2 separate regions of the Homo sapiens genome follow, and region 2 is linked to region 1. A link is an interaction called in ENCODE POLR2A ChIA-PET data of the cell type or tissue named here. Cell type or tissue: PC-9. All regions are shown on one strand. Links, peaks and the distances in the headings refer to the core of each region. The heading gives the core; the rest is flanking DNA. Region 1 overlaps AXDND1 (axonemal dynein light chain domain containing 1). Region 2 overlaps RALGPS2 (Ral GEF with PH domain and SH3 binding motif 2).

The links. Peaks named below come from ENCODE experiments on the same cell type or tissue, not always from the same donor. Only the 100,000 strongest peaks of a DNase experiment are listed, where the experiment ranks them.
Region 2: POLR2A ChIA-PET joins it to region 1 with 5 read pairs; 2 of 35 experiments call an interaction of 5 or more read pairs at or near these places.

What each region holds. Positions count from the first base shown.
Region 1 is chr1:179,513,313-179,522,493 of GRCh38, forward strand. All of the region lies in intron 21 of AXDND1 (axonemal dynein light chain domain containing 1), which reads left to right. Among named protein-coding and RNA genes, the nearest start is that of NPHS2, 58 kb to the right of the region's middle. RefSeq lists an enhancer at 3,580-4,779. In PC-9, for the core only: no CTCF peak of the experiment used is centred there; a DNase peak (open chromatin) is centred at 3,799.
Region 2 is chr1:178,762,938-178,772,118 of GRCh38, forward strand. All of the region lies in intron 1 of RALGPS2 (Ral GEF with PH domain and SH3 binding motif 2), which reads left to right. Among named protein-coding and RNA genes, the nearest start is that of RALGPS2-AS1, 41 kb to the left of the region's middle. In PC-9, for the core only: CTCF peaks have their summits at 5,574 (motif pointing right) and 5,774; no DNase peak of the experiment used is centred there.

The DNA.
Region 1 (9,181 bases), core at 1,381-6,380:
TGAGATGATCATGTGACTTTTGTTTTTAATTCTGTTTATGTGGTGTATCACATTTATTGACTTGTGTATGTTAAACCATCCCTGCATCCCTGCTATGTAACCCACGTGATCATGGTGGATTATCTTTTTGATATGTTGTTGGATTCAGTTAGCGAGTATTTTGTTAAAGATTTTAGTGTCTGTGTTTATCAGGGATGTCAGTCTGTGGTTTTCTTTTTTAGATATGTCCTTTCCTGGTTTTGGTATTAGGGTGATTCTGCCTTCATAGAATGAATTAGGGAAGGTTCCCTTTTTTCTCTATCTTGTGGAATAGTGTCAAAAGGATTGGTATCAATTCTTTGAATGTCTGGTAGAATTCTGCTGTGAATCCTTCTGGTCCTGGACTTTTTTTTTGTTGGTAATTTTTTAATTACCATTTAAATCTTGGTGCTTGCTATTGGTCTGTTCAGGGTATCTAATTCTTTCTGAGTTAAGCTAGGAGTGTTGTATTTTTCCAGGAATTTATCCATCTCTTCTAGGTTTTCTAGTTTATGTGCATAAAGATGTTCTTAGTAGCCTTGAATGATCTTTTGTATTTCAGCGGTGTCAGTTGTAATATGTCCAGTTTTGTGTCTTAATTAGGTTATTTGGATTTTTTCTGTTCTTTTCTTGGTTAATCTTGCTAATAGTCTATCAAATTTATTTATCTTTTCCAAGAACTAGCTTTTTGTTTCATTTATCTTTTGTATTTTTTTTGTTTGTTTATTTCAATTTCATTTAATTCTGCTCTGATCTTGGTTATTTCCTTTCTTCTGCTGGGTTTGGGTTTGGTTTGTTCTTGTTTCTCTAGTTCCTTGAGGTGTGACCTTAGAATGTCGGTTTGTATTCTTTCCGTCTTTTTGATATAGGCATTTAATGCTATGAACTCTTCTCTTAGCACAGCCTTTGCTGTATCCCAGAGGTTTTGATAGGTAGTGTCATTATTGTTGTTCAGTTCAAAGAATTTTTAATTTCCGTCTGAGTTTTGTTTTTGACCAAATGATCATTCAGGAGCAGGTTATTTAACGTCCATGTATTTGCATGGTCTTGAAGGTTCCTTTTGGAGTTGATTTCCAATTTTATTCCACTCTGAGAGAGTGCTTGATATAATTTCAATTTTCTTAAATTTATTGAGGCTCATCTAGTGGCCTATCACATGGTCTATCTTGGAGAAGGTTCTGTGCACTGTTGAATAGAATGTGTATTCTGTGGTTGTTGGAGAAAATGTTTTGTATATATCTGCTAAGTCCATTTGTTCCAAGGTATAGTTTAAATCCATTGTTTCTTTGTTGACTTTTTGTGTTGATGTCCTGTCTAGTGCTGTCAGTGGAGTATTGAAGTCCCCCACTGTTATGTATTGCTGTCTATCTCATTTCTTAGGTCTGTTAGTAATTGTTTTACAAATTTGGGAGCACCAGTGTTAGGTGCATATATGTTTAGGATTGTGATATTTTCTTGTTGGACAAGGCCTTTACCATTATATAATGTCCCTCTTTGTCTCTTCAACTGCTGTTGCTTTAAAGTTTGTTTTGTCTGATATAAGAATAGCTACCCCTGCTCGCTTTTGGTGTCCATTTGCATGAAATGCTTTTTCCAACCTTTTTATTTCAGTTTATGTAGTCCTTATGTGTTAGGTGAGTATCCTGAAGGGAGCAGATGGTTGGTGAGTTCTTATCCATTCTGCAGTTTTGTATCTTTTAGGTAGAGCATTTAAGCCATTTACATTCAATGTTACTATTGAGATGTGAGATACCATTCCATTCATCGTGCTATTTGTTGACTTTGTACCTTGGTTTTTTGTTTTTTATTTTTGCTTTTTAAATTTTCATTTTTTTTGTTTTATAAGTCCTGTGTGATTTATGCTTTAAAGAGCTTCTGTTTTGATGTGTTTCCAGGATTAGAGCTCTTTTTAGCAGTTCTTGGTAGTGGTGGCTTGGTAGTGGCGAATTCTCTCAGCATTTGTTTGTCTGGAAAAGACTATATCTTTCCTTCATATATGATGCTTAGTTTCGCTGGATACAAAATTCTTGGCTGATAATTGTTTTGTTTGAGGAGGCTGAAGATAGGGCCCCAATCCCTTCCAGCTTGTAGGGTGTCTGCTGAGAAAACTGCTGTTAATCTGTTAGGTTTTCCTTTATAGGGTACCTGATGCTTTTGTCTCACAGATGTTAAGATTCTTTTCTTCGTCTTAACTTTAGATAACCTGATGACAACGTGCCTAGGTGATGATCTTTTTGCGATGAATTTCCCAGGTGTTCTTTGTGCTTCTTGTATTTGGATGTCTAGATCTCTAGCGAGGCCAGGGAAGTTTTCCTCAATTATTCCCCCAAATATGTTTTCCAAACTTTTAGATTTCTTTTCTTCCTCAGGAACATCAATTATTCTTTTTTTTAATCCACAAAAAAATTATAATGTAAGTTAAAGTACAAATGAGGGTTCATTTTTTTTACTCATCATATTGGCAAAAGTTAAGAAATTGCAAGATACAGTCATGCACTGCATAAGGATGTTTTAGTTAACAACAGACTGCAGATAAGATAGCAGTCCCATAAGATTATAAGACTGTATTTTTACTATACCTTTTCTATGTTAAGATACACAGATACAAACCATTGTGTTACAGTTGCCTACAGTATTCAGTGTAGTACATGCTGTACAGGTTTATAGCCTGGGAGCAAAAGGTTATATCATATAGCCAAGGTGTGTGTGGTGGGCTATACCCTCCATTTGTATAAGTACACTATGAGGAACATCAATTATTCTTAGGTTTGGTCATTTAACATAATCCCAGACTTCTTGGAGGCTTTGTTCATATTTTCTTTTTCTTTTTTCTTTGTCTTTGTTGGATTGGGTTAATTCGAAGACCTGGTCTTCGAGCTCTGAATTTCTTTCTTCTACTTGTTCAATTCTATTGCTGAGACTTTCCAGAGCATTTTGCAGTTCTGTAAGTGTGCCCAATTTCCCTGATGTTTTGATTGCTTTTTCTTTATGCCATCTATTTCCTTGAATATTTCTCCCTTTCCTTCTTGTATCATTTTTTTGGATTTCCTTGCATTGGGCTTCGCCTTTCTCTGGTGCCTCCCTGATTAGCTTAATAACTAACATCCTGAATTCTTTTTCATGTAAATCAGGGATTTCTTCTTGGTTTGGAACCATTGCTGGTGAGCTAGTGTGATTTTCTGGGGGTGTTAAAGAGCCTTGTTTTGTCATAGTACCAGAGTTGGTTTTCTGGTTCCTTCTCATTTGGGTAGGCTCTGTCAGAGGGAAGGTATAGAGCTGAAGTCTTTTGTTCAGATTCTTTTGTCCCATGGGGTTCTCCCTTGATGTAGTACTCTCCCCCTTTTCCTATGGATGTGGCTTCCTATGAGCTGAACTGTAGTAATTGTTATCTCTCTTCTTGGTCTAGCCACCCAGCAAGCCTACCTGGTTCTGGGCTGGTGCTGGGGGTTATCTGCACAGAGTCCTGTGATGTGAACCGTCTATGGCTCCCTCAGTCGTGGATACCAGCACCTGTTCTAGTGGAGGTGGCAGCGGGGGTGAAACAGTTCGTGAGGGTTCTTAGCTTTGGTGGTTTAATGTTCTGTTTTTGTGCTGCTTGGTCTCCTGCCGGGAGGTGGCACTTTCCAAAGAGCATCAGCTGTGATAGTATGGAGAGGAACTGGTGGTGGGCAGAGCCCCAGAACTCCCAAGAGTATATTTCTTCATATACCCTACCCACCCTTTGTCTTCAGCTACCAGGTCGGGGCAGGGCTAGGCGTGTCTGAGCTCAGATTCTTCTTGGGCAGGTCTTGCTGTGGCTGCTGTGGGGAATGGGGGTGAGTTTCCCAGGTCAGTGGAGTTATGTACCTAGGAGGATTATGGCTGCCTCTGCTGAGTCATGCAGGTTGTCAGGGAAGTGGGGGAAAGCAGGCGGTCACAGACCTCACCTGGTCTCCACACAATCTGAAGGGCTGGTCTTACTCCCACCATGCCCCTACTAACAGCCTTAAGGCTGTTTCCAGGCAGTGGGCAAGCAGGACTTGAGAACTTGTCCCATGCTACCTGCCTCCCAGCTGCAAAAGAAAAGAGTTTTGGTTGTTCTTCCCCCTGTGGAGTCTGTACACTGGATTCATGCCCTCCCCTGAGTTCTAGCGGGAGGCACCTCGCCCGATTCAAATTGTTACAAAGTTCAGCTGGAGACTTCCTTCTCCTTGGGGCGTTTTCCCCTGTGCCTCTGGCCGCCCTCCCGAAGGATCCCTGTGGTGCCAGGCAGGAATGGCCTGCTTGGGGACCCTGCGAACTCCCAGAGCCTTTCCTGCTGCTTCCTCTACCCCTGTATTTTGCTCGGCTCTCTAAATTGACTCAGCTCCAGGTAAGGTTGGAAACTTCTCCTGCAAACCAGACCTTCAGTTTCCCCAGTGGGGGTGTGTTTGGGAGTGGAGGGTCTCCCTTTCCCACTTTCGCAGTTTGGGCACTCACAGTATTTGGGGTGTCTCCCAGGTCCTGCAGGAGCAGTCCACTGCCTTCGGAGGGTCTTTGGGTCCTCTCGGGATTCCTGCTTTGTTCTTGCAGTCATTCTGGAGCTAAAATTTCTCACGTGAGCCTCCACACACTGCTCTGTCCATCTGAGTTGGAGCTACAATCTAGTCCTACTTCCCATCCACCAGGATGATCTTCTCTTTTATCTGATGATGAGTCTTAATATAACATCCATACTTGATCATTATGCTTAAGTTTGAATATCTGAAGTGACAGAGAACTACTTTCAGAAAGACTCCATTCATTTTTGGTGAGCACTGAGTATTAGAACATTAATTCTTTCTATTGAACTAAATGTAATATGTCTCCTCGTAGCTTTAGCTTTTTCTGCGAACTGGTCCTAGTTCAGTCTTTTCTGGTTAATATGAACAGGGCTGATTTGTCTTCCATATGATAATATTTCCAACATTTAAAAACAGCTGTATTCAACCTAAGTCTATTTTTTGATTTTCTATTCTTTTCTATTGATCTGTCTATTAGTGGGTCATTACCACAATATTTTAATTATTGAGGCTTTATGATACATTTTCCTTTTTCTTTTTTTTTTTTTTGACTTTTAAGTTCGGGGTACATGTGCAGGTTTGTCACAAAGGTAAACTTGTGTCATGGAGGTTTGTTGTACAGATTATTTCATCACCTAGGTATTGAGCCTAGTACCCATTAGCTGTTTTTCTTGATCCTCTCCCTCTGTCCATCCTCCACCATCCGAAAGGCCCCAGTATGTATTGTTCCCCTTTGTGTGTCCATGTGGTCTCATCATTTAGGTCCCACTTAACAGGGAAAATGTAGTATTTGGTTTTCTCTTCCTGTGTTAGTTTGCTAAGAATAATGGCCTCTAGCTCCATCCATGTCCCTGCAAATGACATGATCTCATTCTTTTTTATGGCTGCATAGTATTCCATGGTGTATATGTACTGCATTTTCTTTATCTAGTCTATCATTGATGGATATTTAGGTTAGTTCCATGTCATTGCTATTGTGTATAGTGCTGCAGTGAACATATGCATGCATGTGTCTTTATCATAGAATGATTTATATTCCTTCAGGTATATACTTAGTAATGGGATTGCTGGGTCAAATGATATTTCTGTCTTTAGATCTTTGAAGAATCACCACGCTGTCTTCCACCATGGCTGAACTAATTTACACTCCCACCACAGTGTATATAAGTGATCCTTTCTCTCCACAACCTTGCCAGCATCTGTTATTTTTTGACTTTATAATAGTTGCCATTCTGACTGGTGTTAGATGGTAGCTCATTATGGTTTTGAGTTGTATTTCTCTAATGATCAGTGATGTTGAGCTTTTTCTCATATGATTATTGGCCACATTTTTGTCTTTTCAAAACTGTCTGTTCATGTCCTTTGCCCACTTTTTTATGGGGTTGTTTTTTGCTTGTAAATTTGTTTAAGTTCCTCATAGATGTTGGATATTAGACCTTTGTCGGATACATAGTTTGCAAAAATTTTCTCCCATTCTGTAGGTTGTCTGTTTACTCTATGGATAGTTTCTTTTACTGTCCAGAAGCTCTTTAGTTTAATTAGATATGCCATTTGTCAATTTTTGCTTCTGTTGCAATTGTTTTTGGCATCTTCATTGTGAAATCTTTTCCCGTTTCTATGTCCAGAATGGTATTGCCAAGGTTGTCTTCCAGGGTTTTTATAGTTTTGGGTTTTACATTTAAGCCTTTAATCCCATCTTCAGTTAATTTTTGTATATGGCATAAGGAAGGGTTCCAGTTTCAGTTTTCTCCATATGGCTATCCAGTTATCCCAGCACCATTTACTGAATAGGGAATTCTTTCCCTATTGCTTGTTTTTGTCAGCTTTGTTGAAGATCAGATGGTTTGTCGGTGTGAAGTCTTATTTCTGGGTTCTCCATTTTGTTCCATTGGTGTATGTGTCTGTTCTTGTATTATACCATGCTGTTTTGGTTACTGTAGCCCTGTACTATACTTTGAAGTTGGGTAGTGTGATGCTTTCGGCTTTGTTCTTTTTCTTAGGATTGCCTCACTGTTCAGGCTTCTTCTTGATTCCTTATGAATTTTAAAATAGTTTTTTTCTAGTTCTGTGAAGAATGTCAATGGTAGTTTGATAGGAATAGCATTGAATCTATAAATTGCCCTTGCCAGTATGGCCATTTTAACGATATTGATTCCTCCTTTTTATGAGTATGGAATGTTTTTCCATTTGTGTCATCTGTGATTTCTTTGAGCAGTGGTTTGTAGTTCTCCTTTTAGAGATCTTTCACCTTCCTAGTTAGCTATATTCCTAAGGTATTTTATTCTTTTTCTGGCAATTGTGAATGGGAGTTCATTTGTGATTTGGCTCTTGGCTTGACTATTGTTAATGTATAGGGATGCTAGTGATTTTTGCATGCTGATTTTGTATACTGAGACTTTGCTGAAGTTGTTTATCAGCTTAAGAAGCTTTTGGGCTGAGACAATGGGGTTTTCTAGATATAGGATCATGTCATCTGCAAACAGGGATAGTTTGACTTTCTTACGATACATTTTCATATCTGGTAGGACCAGCCCTCATCACTGATCTTTTTCAGGCATTTCATTGCTATTCTTGCTTACTTATTCTTCCTTTTATTTATTTATTTATTTTTTAGAGACAGGGTCTTGATGTTGCCTCGGCTGGTCTCAAACTCCTGGGCTTAAGTGATCCTCCTGCCTCAGCCTCCAGAGTAGCTGGGACTATGGCATGCACCACTGCACCTGGCTATTTTTCTATATAACTTTATAAGCTAGTTCTTAAAAATAAGATTTTTTAAAACTAGCATAATATTAAATTTATATATTAACTTAGAGTAGACATGTTTATGATGCTGAATTGTATTATCCAAGAATATGGAATATAGGATGTCTACTTTTATGCCTTTAAATCATATCTTATTTGTTTGCTTATTTTGTACGTTTCTTATTAGGTTTATGCCTGAATATTTTATTTTTTGCTATTTTAAATGAGACATTCTTTTCCATTATATCTTCTAACTAGTAACTGTATATATATATACAGTTATATATATATACAGCATATTTATATATATTATATATATACAGACTATATATATATAATCAATTTCTGTATTTTAATTTAATTTAATTTAATTTTGTTTTATTTTTTGAGATTGGATCATACTCTGTCACCCAGGCTGGAGTTCAGCGGTCCAGTTATGGTTCACTGCAGCCTTGACTTCCTGTGCTCAAGAAGTCCTCCCACCTCAGCCTCCGGACTATGTGGGATTATAGGTGCGTGGCACCATGCCTGGCTAATTTTTAATTTCGCAGAGACAGGGTCTTGCTATGTTGCCTAGGCTGGCTTGAATTCCTGGGCTCAAGTGATCCTCCTGCCTCAGCCTCCCAAAGTGCTGGGCTTACAGATGTTCACCACCATTCCTATTTTAATTTTATATGCTGTGACTTTACTAAATTCTCTTACTGTATTTCTCTCTCCTCCTCCTGCTGCTCTTCCTCTTACTGTTTTTAGTAGTTTTTCAGTGGATTCTTTGGGGTTTTCTAGATACTTAATCAAATCACCTACAAATAGGGATAGTTTTACCTCTTTCTTTTCAATTCTGATACTTCTAGTTGCTTTTTCTTTTTTAATTATATTGAATAATTCTTCTAATTCAATATTAAATAGTAGTGGAGATAACAAGCATCCTTTTCTTGTTTCTGACTTTAGCAGGAATGCCTTTAGTGATTTACCTTTAAGAAATATGCTGGCATTGGAGCTGATTTATAATTTAATTTATTTGTTCTTTCTTCAAAAGTCTCAGATATCCACCTTGGGTCATTTGTCTTCTACCTTAACCTGTAGAATTTTCTTTAGTGAAGATATCCTGGTGGCAAACTCAGTTTTTGTTTGTCTGAAAATGCCTTTATTTCACCCTCATTCTTACATTTTTTTTTTTTTTTTTTTGCTGGGTATGCTATTGATTCTGGGATGGTATTCTTTTCTCTCAGCACATCGTTATTATTTTTACTGTTTTCTGGATTTTGTTGTTATTGAACTGACCATTGAGAATCCAGCTGTCAGTTCCTTTGAAGTGAATTCATCTCTTCTCTCTATTTTTAAGGTCGTCTTTTTGTCTTTGCTCTGATTAATGTGGAGATGGATTTTCTTTTCTTTTAAATTTTGCTTGGGATTCTCTTGATTTCCTGAATCTTTAATTTGGTATCTTTTGTTAGATCTGGAAAATTCTCAGTCATCTATTCAAATATTGCCTCTACTGCATTTGCTCTCTTCTTTCCTTCTAGAACTCTAAATGAATGTGTGTTGGAATCAATCCCCCATGTCTCTTAACCTTCTTTCATATTCTCTCTCTATTTCTCTGCATTGCATCCTGAATAATTTTTCTGGCTTACTATCCAGTTCACTAATTTGCCCTCCAATTGAATTTCATCTGCCATTAAACCTTTCTGTTGAGTTTTTAAATTAAATTGCTGAAGTCCTATTTGATTCTTTTTCAAGTCTCATCATTTTTGTAATCTTTCTGTCTTTGCTCATATTTTCAATCTCTTATTTCTTTAAATAGGTTAAGTATAACTTTTGTAGTCTGTTTGATAATTCTAATATATGATGTATCTGTATAAGAATGTTTATTACAGCATAGTATAATAGCAAAATACTAGAAA
Region 2 (9,181 bases), core at 1,518-6,517, 750 kb before region 1:
TCCTAGGTTATCATTCCAGGGTTTTTATAGTTTTAAGTTTTACCTTTAAGTCTTTACTCCATCTTGAGTTGATTTTTGTATTTGTATATGGTACAAGGAAGGGGTCCAGTTTTAGTCTTCTGCATATGGTTATCCACTTATCCCAGCACCATTTATTGAATAGGGAGTCTTTTCCCCATTGCTTGTTTTTGTCAGCTTTGTGAAAGATCAGATTGTAGGTGTATGGCCTTATTTTTGTGCTCTCTATTCTGTTCCGTTGGTTTGTGTGCCTGTTTTTGTAGCAGTGTCATGCTGTTTTGGTTACTGTAGCCTTGTGGTATAGTTTGAAGTTGGGTAATGTGGTGCTTCCTGCTTTGTTATTTTTGCTTAGGCTTGCATTCACTATTTGGGCTCTTTTGAGGTTCCACATGAATTTTAAAACAGTTTTTTCTAATCCTGTGAAGAATGTCATTGGTAGTTTGATAGGAATACCATTGAATCTTTAGATTGCTTTGGGCAGCATGGCCATTGGCCAAACAATATTGAGTCTTCCTAGCCATGAACATGGAATGCTTTTCCATTTGTTTGTGTCCTCTCTGTTTCTTTGAGCAGTGTTTTATAATCTTCATTGTAAAGATAGTAAACCTCTCTAGTTAGCTATATTCCTAGGTTTTTAATTCTTTTTGCGGCTATGGTGAATGGGATTACATTTTTGCTTTGGCTCTCAGTTTGGATGTTGGTGTATAGGAGTGCTACTGATTTTTGTACCTTTGTACTTTCTTCTCATTAGTTTCAAAGAATTTCTTGATTTCTGCCTTAATTTCATTATTTACCCAGAAATCATTCCAGAACAGGTTGCTTAATTTTCATGTAATTATACAGTTTTGACTGAGTTTCTTTAGTATTGATTTCTATTTTTACTACACTGTGGTATGAGAGTGTGCTTTGTATGATTTTGTTTTTTTTTTTAATTTAATGAGGATTGTTTTATGTCCGATTGTGGGTTGATTTTAAAGTATGTGCCTTGTTCAGATGAGAAGAATGTATATTCTCTTGTCTGTGTGGAGTGTTCTGTAAATGTCTGTTAGGTCTATTTGATCAAGTGTTGAGTTCAGGTCCTGAATGATCTGCCTGTTGTCAGTGAGGTGTTGAAATCTCCCACTATTATTGTGTGTTTGTCTGTGTCTCTTCATAGGTCTCTAAGAACTTGCTTTATGGATCTGGCTGCTCCTGTTTTGGGTGTGTGTATATATTTAGAATAGTTAGGTCTTGTTGAACTGAGCCCTTTACCATTATGTAATGCCCTTTATTTATTTATTTATTTTAATCTTTGTTTAAAGTCTGTTTTGTCTGAAATTAGAGTAGCAACCTCTGCTTTTTTCTATTTTCCATTTGCTTGGTAGATTTTTCTCCATCCTTTTACTTGGAGCTTGTGGGTGCCATTGCATTTGAGATGGGTCTCTTGAAGACAGCATACAATTGGGTCTTGCTTCTATATCCAGTTTGCCACTCTGTGCCTTTTAATTGGAGCATTTAGTCCATTTACATTCAAGGTAAGTATTGCGATGTGTGGATTATTTCCTTTTGTCATGTTGCTAGCTGGTTATCATGCAGACTTGTGTGGTGCCTTTATAGGGTTACTAGCCTGTGTACTTAAGTGTATTTTTATAGTGGCCAGTAACTGTTTTTCCTTTCCATGTTTAGCACTCCCTTCAGGACTTTTTGTAAGGCAGATCTGGTGTAATGAAATCCCTTAGCATTTGCTTTTCTGAAACAGATATTATTTCTTCTTCGCTTATGAAGCTTAGTTTGGCTAGATATGAAGTTCTTGGTTGGAAAGTTTTTTCTTTAAGAATGCTGAATATAGGCTGATATGGTTTGGCTCTGTGTCCCCACCCAAATTTCATGTTGAATTGTAATCCCCAGTGTTGGGGGTGGGGCCTAGTGGGAGGTGATTGGATCATGGGGGTGGTTTCTAATGGTTTAGCACCATCCTGCTAGTGCTGTCTCATGATAGAGTTCTCATGAGATCTGGTTGTTGGACAGTGTGTAAAACAACCAGATCCCCACTTTGTGCTCTCTCTCTCCTGCTGGCCATGTGAAGATATGCTTGCTTCCCCTTTGCCTTCTGCCATGATTGTAAGTGTCCTGAGGCCTCCCCAGAAGCAGAAGCTTGTGCAGCCTGTACAACCAGAGCCGATTAAACCACTTTTCTTTATAAATTACCCAGTCTCAGGTATGTCTTTTTTTTTTTTTTATACAGAGTCTTGCTCTGTCGCCCAGGCTGGAGTTCAGTGGTGCAGTATCGGGGGAATTTCAGCCCCCAATATTTCACGTGGGTCCTTTTCTATTTTCCCTAAATGTCGGCCAGTCTGAGAAATAAAGGGAAAGAGTACAGAAGAGAGAAATTTTAAAGCTGGGTGTCCAGGGGAGACTTCACATGTCGGCAGGTTCCGTGATGCCCCCAAAGCCGCAAAACCAGCAAGTTTTTATTAGTGATTTTCAAAAGGGGAGGGAGTGTACGAATAAGGTGTGGGTCACAGAGATCACATGCTTCACAAGGTAATAAAATATCACAAGGCAAATGGAGGCAGGGTGAGATCACAGGAACGGAGCGAAATTAAAATTGTTAATGAAGTTTCGGGCACGCATTGTCATTGATAACATTTTATCAGGAGACAGGGTTTGAGAGCAGATAACCGGTCTGACCAAAATTTATTAGGCGGGAATTTCCTTTTCCTAATAAGCCTGAGAGCGCTATGGGAGACAGGGGCTTATTTCGTCCCTTATCTACAACCATAAAAGACAGACATTCCCAAAGCGGCCATTTCAGAGATCTCCCTTTGGTAATGCATTCTCTTTCTCAGGGATGTTGCTTGCTGAGAAAAAGAATTCAGCGATACTTCTCCTATTTGCTTTTGAAAGAAGAGAAATAGGCTCTGTTCTGCCCGGCCCACAGGCAGCCAGACTTTAAGGTTATCTCCCTTGTTCCCTGAACATCGCTGTTATCCTGTTCTTTTTTCAAGGTGCCCAGATTTCTTATTGTTTAAACAATTTGTGCAGTTAACGCAGTCATCACAGGGTCCTGAGGCAACATTCATCCTCAGCTTACAAAGATGACGGGATTAAGAGATTAAAGTAAAGACAGGCATAGGAAGTCACAAGAGTATTGATTGGGGAAGTGATAAGTGTCCATGAAATCTTCACAGTTTATGTTCAGAGTTTGCAGTAAAGACAGGTGTAAGAATGATAAAAGTATTAATTTGGGGAACTAATAAATGTCCATGAAATCTTCACAATTTATGTTCTTCGGCCATGGCTTCAGCCGGTTCTTCCATTTGGGGTCCCTGACTTCCTGCAACAGTGCAGTCTCAGCTCATTGCACAACCACCTCCTGGGCTCAAGTGATTCTCCTACCTCAGCCTCGCGAGTAGCTGGGATTACAGGTGCCTGCTACCACACCCGGCTAATTTTTTTTTTTTTTGCATTTTTAGTAGAGATGGGGTTTTGCTGTGTTGGCCAGGCTGGTCTTGAACTCCTTACATCAAGTGATCTGCCCACCTCAGCCTCTCAAAGTGCTGGGATTACAGGTGTGAGCCACCGCACCTAGTCAGTGTGTCTTTATAGCAGTGTGAGAACTAACCAATACATAGGCCCACAATCTCTTCTGGCTTGTAGGTTTTTGGCTCAAAGTACAGCCATTAGCCTGATGGGGTTCCCTTTTTAGATGACCTACCTGCTCTCTCTGGCTGCCTTTAACATTTTTTCTTTCATTTTGACCTTGGAGAATCGGATGACTGTGTGTCTTGGGGTTGGTCTTCTTGTGTAGTATTTTTCAGGGGTTCTCTGCATTTCCTGAATTTGAATGTTGGCCTCTTTAGTGAGGTTGAGGAAATGTTCATGGATAATATCTTGAAATGTTTTCCAAGTTGCCTGCTTTTTCTCCCTTTCAGGGATGCCAATGAGTCGTAGAGTTGGTCTCTTTACATAATCACATATTTATTGTTTTTTTGTTTTTGTCTGAGTTATTTTGGAGAGCAGGTCTTTGAGCTCTGAAATTCTTTTCTCATCTTGGTTGATTTTGCTGTTAAGATTTGTGATTGTTTTCTGAAATTCTTGAAGTGAGTTTTTCAGTTCCTTCAGCTTAGTTTGGTTCTTTCTTAAAATGACCATTTCATCTTTTATCTCCTGTATTGTTTTATTCTATTTCTTAGAATTTTTTGATTGGGCTTTGACTATTTCCTGAATGTCAGTTATCTTCATTCCTATACATATTCTGAATTCTATTTCTGTCATTTCAGCCAGGTTATGAATAATTGCTGGGGAACCAATGTAGTTGGAGTTAAGACAGGACAGTCTGGCCTTTTGAGTTTTTTGTACTGGTTCTTTCTCATCCATGTGGGCTGATATTTCTTCAGTCTCTGAAGTTGCTGTCCTTTGGCTTTTTTTTTTTTTTTTTTTTTTTGGCTTTTATCTTCTTGGATGCCCTTGGAGGTTTGATTATGGTATAAGGTGGGTTCAGTCGACTGGCTTTGAGTCTAGTCTGCTCTTGGGTTGTGAAGGAGCCCCCTCTGTTTACTGTCTCTATGCCTGCATTTCTTTTATTGGATGTTCTGATCCATGGGGCTCCCTCATGCAAAGGCCGTATCCTTGCCAGGTAAGCCCTATTCTGCTGTTCATGTGCTCCCCAGGAATCACAGGGTTGTGCCTGCCTACGGAATTCAGGCAGAAGCGGGACTGCTGGGCTGGAAGCTGTTGCAGATATGGCCTGTCTGGCTACAAGAGGCCAGGCCAGGAGTGGGTGGAGTTGACCACCCTGTCATCTGAGTGTTTCCAGGAAGACGGGAGGCTGTGCTTCTCAACAGATTCAGGCTGAAGTAGGATCACTGGACTAGAAGCTGTAGCAGGTGCAGCTTGCCTGGCTACCAGTAGCAGAGGTGGGTGGGGATGCCCGCCCTGCCATCTAGGTGCTTTCTAGGATAACGGGAGGCCATGCCATCCAGCTGAGTTCCCACAGAGCACAACTATAGGCCAGAAGCTGTCTCGAACTCCTGGGCTCATAGCGATTCCCCCACCTCAGTCTCCTAAAGTGCTGGGATTATAGATGTGAGCTACTGTATCTGGCCTGATTTCTTTTTAAGATGTTTATCTCTTCCTTTGTTTCCTAGATTGCCTTAGAAGTTTCTTTGTGTTGATATTCGACCTTGTCTTGGATCTTGTTGAGCTTCCTTTTTGTCGGTGCTTTGAATTCTTTTTCTGTCATTTCTGAGTTTCCATTTTGGTTAGGGACCATTGCTGGAGAGCTTGTGTGATCCTTTGGTGGTGTCACTGTATTCAGATTTTTCATGGTGCAGAATCCTTGTGTTGGTTCCTTCTCATCTGGAGACATTGGCACTTCAATTTTTGTAATTATTTTTGTGCAGGTAGAATTTTTTCCTTCTTTTTCTGTGATATTATTTTTTCCTCCTTCCCTTTCCCCACTCCCTAGGGGGTGTGACTATAGAGAATGCTGGGTAGGGTCTTTTGACTTTGCTTCTGTAACCATAAGCACTTCTGTTGGCAGGTTTTTAATTGGGATATGCAGTTCTACCTATCAGCCAGTAGATGGCGCTTACGGGTAAGAGCTAGCTGTGGCCAAAGTGGCTGGGTGTACACTTGATCCTTGTTTACTGGGAGATGCTCTCTGTTGCCTCAGGCAGTGGGCTGATTTGTGGAGTAAACAGTGGTCTGTGCTCCCTCCTCAGTCCTGGGGAGGTGCTGGGAGGGGTGGAAGGTGGGCAGGGCTGGACCAAGCAGGTCCACCTACGGGTCCCCCAGTGGCAGGCACAAGAACCAAGGCCAAAGGAGAATCCAGTGGGTGGCCACCAGACGCCCAGAAGTGTGTCCAGGTGTGGAACTGAGAAACCTCCTTGACCCCAAGTTCTCTACACATAGATAGGAGTGGCCTAAACTCATAATCCAGGAGAGTGGGTGCTCCAGATGCTTGGAGATATGCCTGGGACCTGGGCATGGAGCAGAGATAGCCACCCATGCACCAGGATCTCTGCACAGGAATGGTAGGGTGGCTCAGGCTGCTGTTCCAGATGAGCAGGTGCTCCAAATGCCTGGAGATCTGCCTGGATATGAAGCAGAGATGGGGACCCCTGCACCTGGATCTCTGCACAGGAAAGGTGGGGCTGTTCAGGCTACCAATCCCAGCAAATGAGTGCTTTGAATGCCTGGAGGTCTTCCTGGCCATAGAGCAGAGAGGCCCTGCTGCACCACAATATATACCCAGGAAGGGTGGGGCAGGTCAGGCTGCTGAAGCAGGCAAGTGAGTGCTTTGAATGCCTGGAGATCTGCCTGGGTATGAAGTGGAGAGGACCCACCATGCACAAGAAGGATGGGGTGACTCAGGCTGCTAGTCCATGCAAGCAGGTGCTCCAAATGCTTGGAGATCTGCCTAAGCGTGCAGTAGAGAGGGCCCTACTGCACCATAATCTATGCATAGAAAGGGTGTAGGTTGGTTTAGCCTGCTGATCCTTGGAAAGGGATGCTCTGAATACCTGGAGATCTGCCTGGGTATGAAGCAGAGAGGGCCCTGCTGCACTATGATCAATGTCCATGAAGGGTAGGGTGGCCCAGGCTGCTGGTCCAGGCAAGTGGGTGCTCCAAATTTCTGGATTTATGCCTGAGGTGGAGTGGAGAGGGCCCTGCTGCACCACGATCTTAGGAGAGCTTGCTGGGGTACCCAGCAGTGATATACATAGACTGGTTTCAGGTCATGAAGCTGGCCCTGGCTGCACGTCTCATTGTCCGGGAGAAAGTGCAGCTGTAGCAGCTCTCCCCACGCATCCAAGGCCTGCAGTGGGGGAAAGCACAGTTCCAACACCCCAGTTAGCTTCAGGGATTAGGAGCAACAATGTTCTATTCCTTGGCCTGGGTTGCTCAGATGCCCAGGGAAAAAGTGTCACAGAGAGAGGCTCTCTGCCTTTCTTGCATACTGGGGCCTCACTCACTTTTATCAGCCTGTGTTCTCCTTCCCAGGCTCTGGGTGTCGTTTATGATTCCACTGGGTTTCTGTTTTCCTTCCTGAATTAAAGCTTACAGAGTCGATTGCTTCTTTTTTTTTTTTTTTTGAGACAAGGTCTCACTCTCTTGCCTAGGCTGGAGTGCTGTGGCATGATCACGGCTCACTGCAGCCTCAGCCTCCCAGGCTCAGGTGATTCTCCTGCTTCAGTGTCCTAAGTAGCTGGGACTACAGGTGCACACCACCATGCCTGGCTGATTTTTTGTTTTTGTTTTTAGAGATAGGATTTTACCATGTCACCCAGGCTGGTCTTGAACTCCTAAGCAGAAGTGAAGCAATCCACCCACCTCGGCCTCCCCAAGTGCTGGAATTACAGGCTTGAGCCACCATGCCCAGCCCACAGTTGATCTTTATGCACTATCTTGATATTTCCAAGTGGCTGATGCATGCTAAAAGCCTCTAATCAACCATGTTGGGGGGAAAAAGATGCCACATTATCTTTATCATTCACTTTATTTTCTCTGTCACACGTATACATACTGTTTTCCTGAAATATTTAAGATTAGTTTGCATACTTCATACTTTTTTTTTTTTTTTTTTTCTGAGACAGTCTTGCACTCTCGCCCAGGCTGGAGTGCAGTGGTGCAATCTTGGCTTACTGCATCCTTAGCCTCCCGAGTAGCTGGTACAATAGGCACCCACCACCAGGCCTGGCAAATTTTTGTATTTTTAGTAGAGACAGGGTTTCACCATGTTGGCCAGGCTGGTCTCGAACTCCTAATCTCAGGTGATCCATCCACTTCAGCCTCCCAAAGTGTTGGAATTACAGGCGTGAGGCACCGCGCCTGGCCACCCTTTTACCTCTTAGTACTTCTGCGTTTCTTAAAAACAAAGTTTTTTTATGTTGTTGTTGTTTTTTTTTTTTTTTTTGAGACGGAGTTTTGCTCTTGTTGCCCAGGCTGGAGTGCAGTGGCACTATCTCGGTTCACTGCAACCTCCCCGTCGCGGGATCAAGCTATTCTCCTGCCTCAGCCTCTCTAGTCGCTGGGATTACAGGCGCCGGCCACCACGCCCAGCTAAATTTTGTATTTTTAGTGGAGACGGGGTTTCACCATGTTGGCCACGCTGGTCTCGAACTCCTGATCTCAGGTGATCCACCTGCCTCGGCCTCCCAAAGTGCTGGGATTACAGGCGTGAGCCACCGCACCCAGCCTTCTTTATGTATTAATAACTACAGGAAATTGTCACATTTAGGAAATTGATATGGTAATCTACAGTCTATATTCCAATTTTGTGAATTACCATTAATATCTCTTAAAGCATTTACTACCATCCAGTACAGGACCTTTAGTTGCCATATCTCTTGAGTTTCCTTTAAATTGTAATAGTTCTTCAGCCTTTCTCATAACATTGGCATTTTTTGAAGAATATATTTATCGAATGTTTCTCAGATTAGACTTGTCCATGTCCTTGAGATTAGATTTCAGTTATGGGTTCCCAGCTCAACTTCTTGTCAGTAATGTTGTGTCCTTCCCGGAGTATCATCACATCCAGAGGCACATGATGTCTCTCTTTTCCCCATTGGTGATAATAATTTTGATGTACTCAGTTAAGGGATTGTCCAGTTCTTCACACAATATAGTTACTTATTTTTTTTTCTTGTAACTAGTAAGCAGTCTGTGAGGAAAAACTGTTTTTGTTTTTTTACTTTTTTCTAATTAATGTCTTTGTAGGAAATTTAAAAATATACAGGTAAGCTAAAGTTAGGGAAAAATTGTCATAAACCTAGCGATAACCACATTTTAGTGTATGTTGGTTCATCTCTCTTCTTTATGTTATAATAATGATTACCAAAAAGGACTATACCTTAAATACTGTTTGGTAAATTGCTTCATTCATTTAGCAGTATATTATAAATATTTTTTTCATGTGTCATTAAGTATTACAGTATTTTAATGGCTGCATAGTTTTCCATTGTGTAGCAGTCACTTGCCTATAGATTGTTCTGTGATGTTCAGTTTAGCCTCACATTCCAGGTACAAGAGATCCTTAGTGGCTGTCCCCTAGGGGTTAGGGAATCTCTTAAACCCAGGAGCCTCCAAGCATGGAATCTTGATGTCTGTCTTATCCCATCAGCACTGCCATGTTGTTTTTCTGTTCTGCTGTTCCACACTAATATGCTATGTTCCTTTC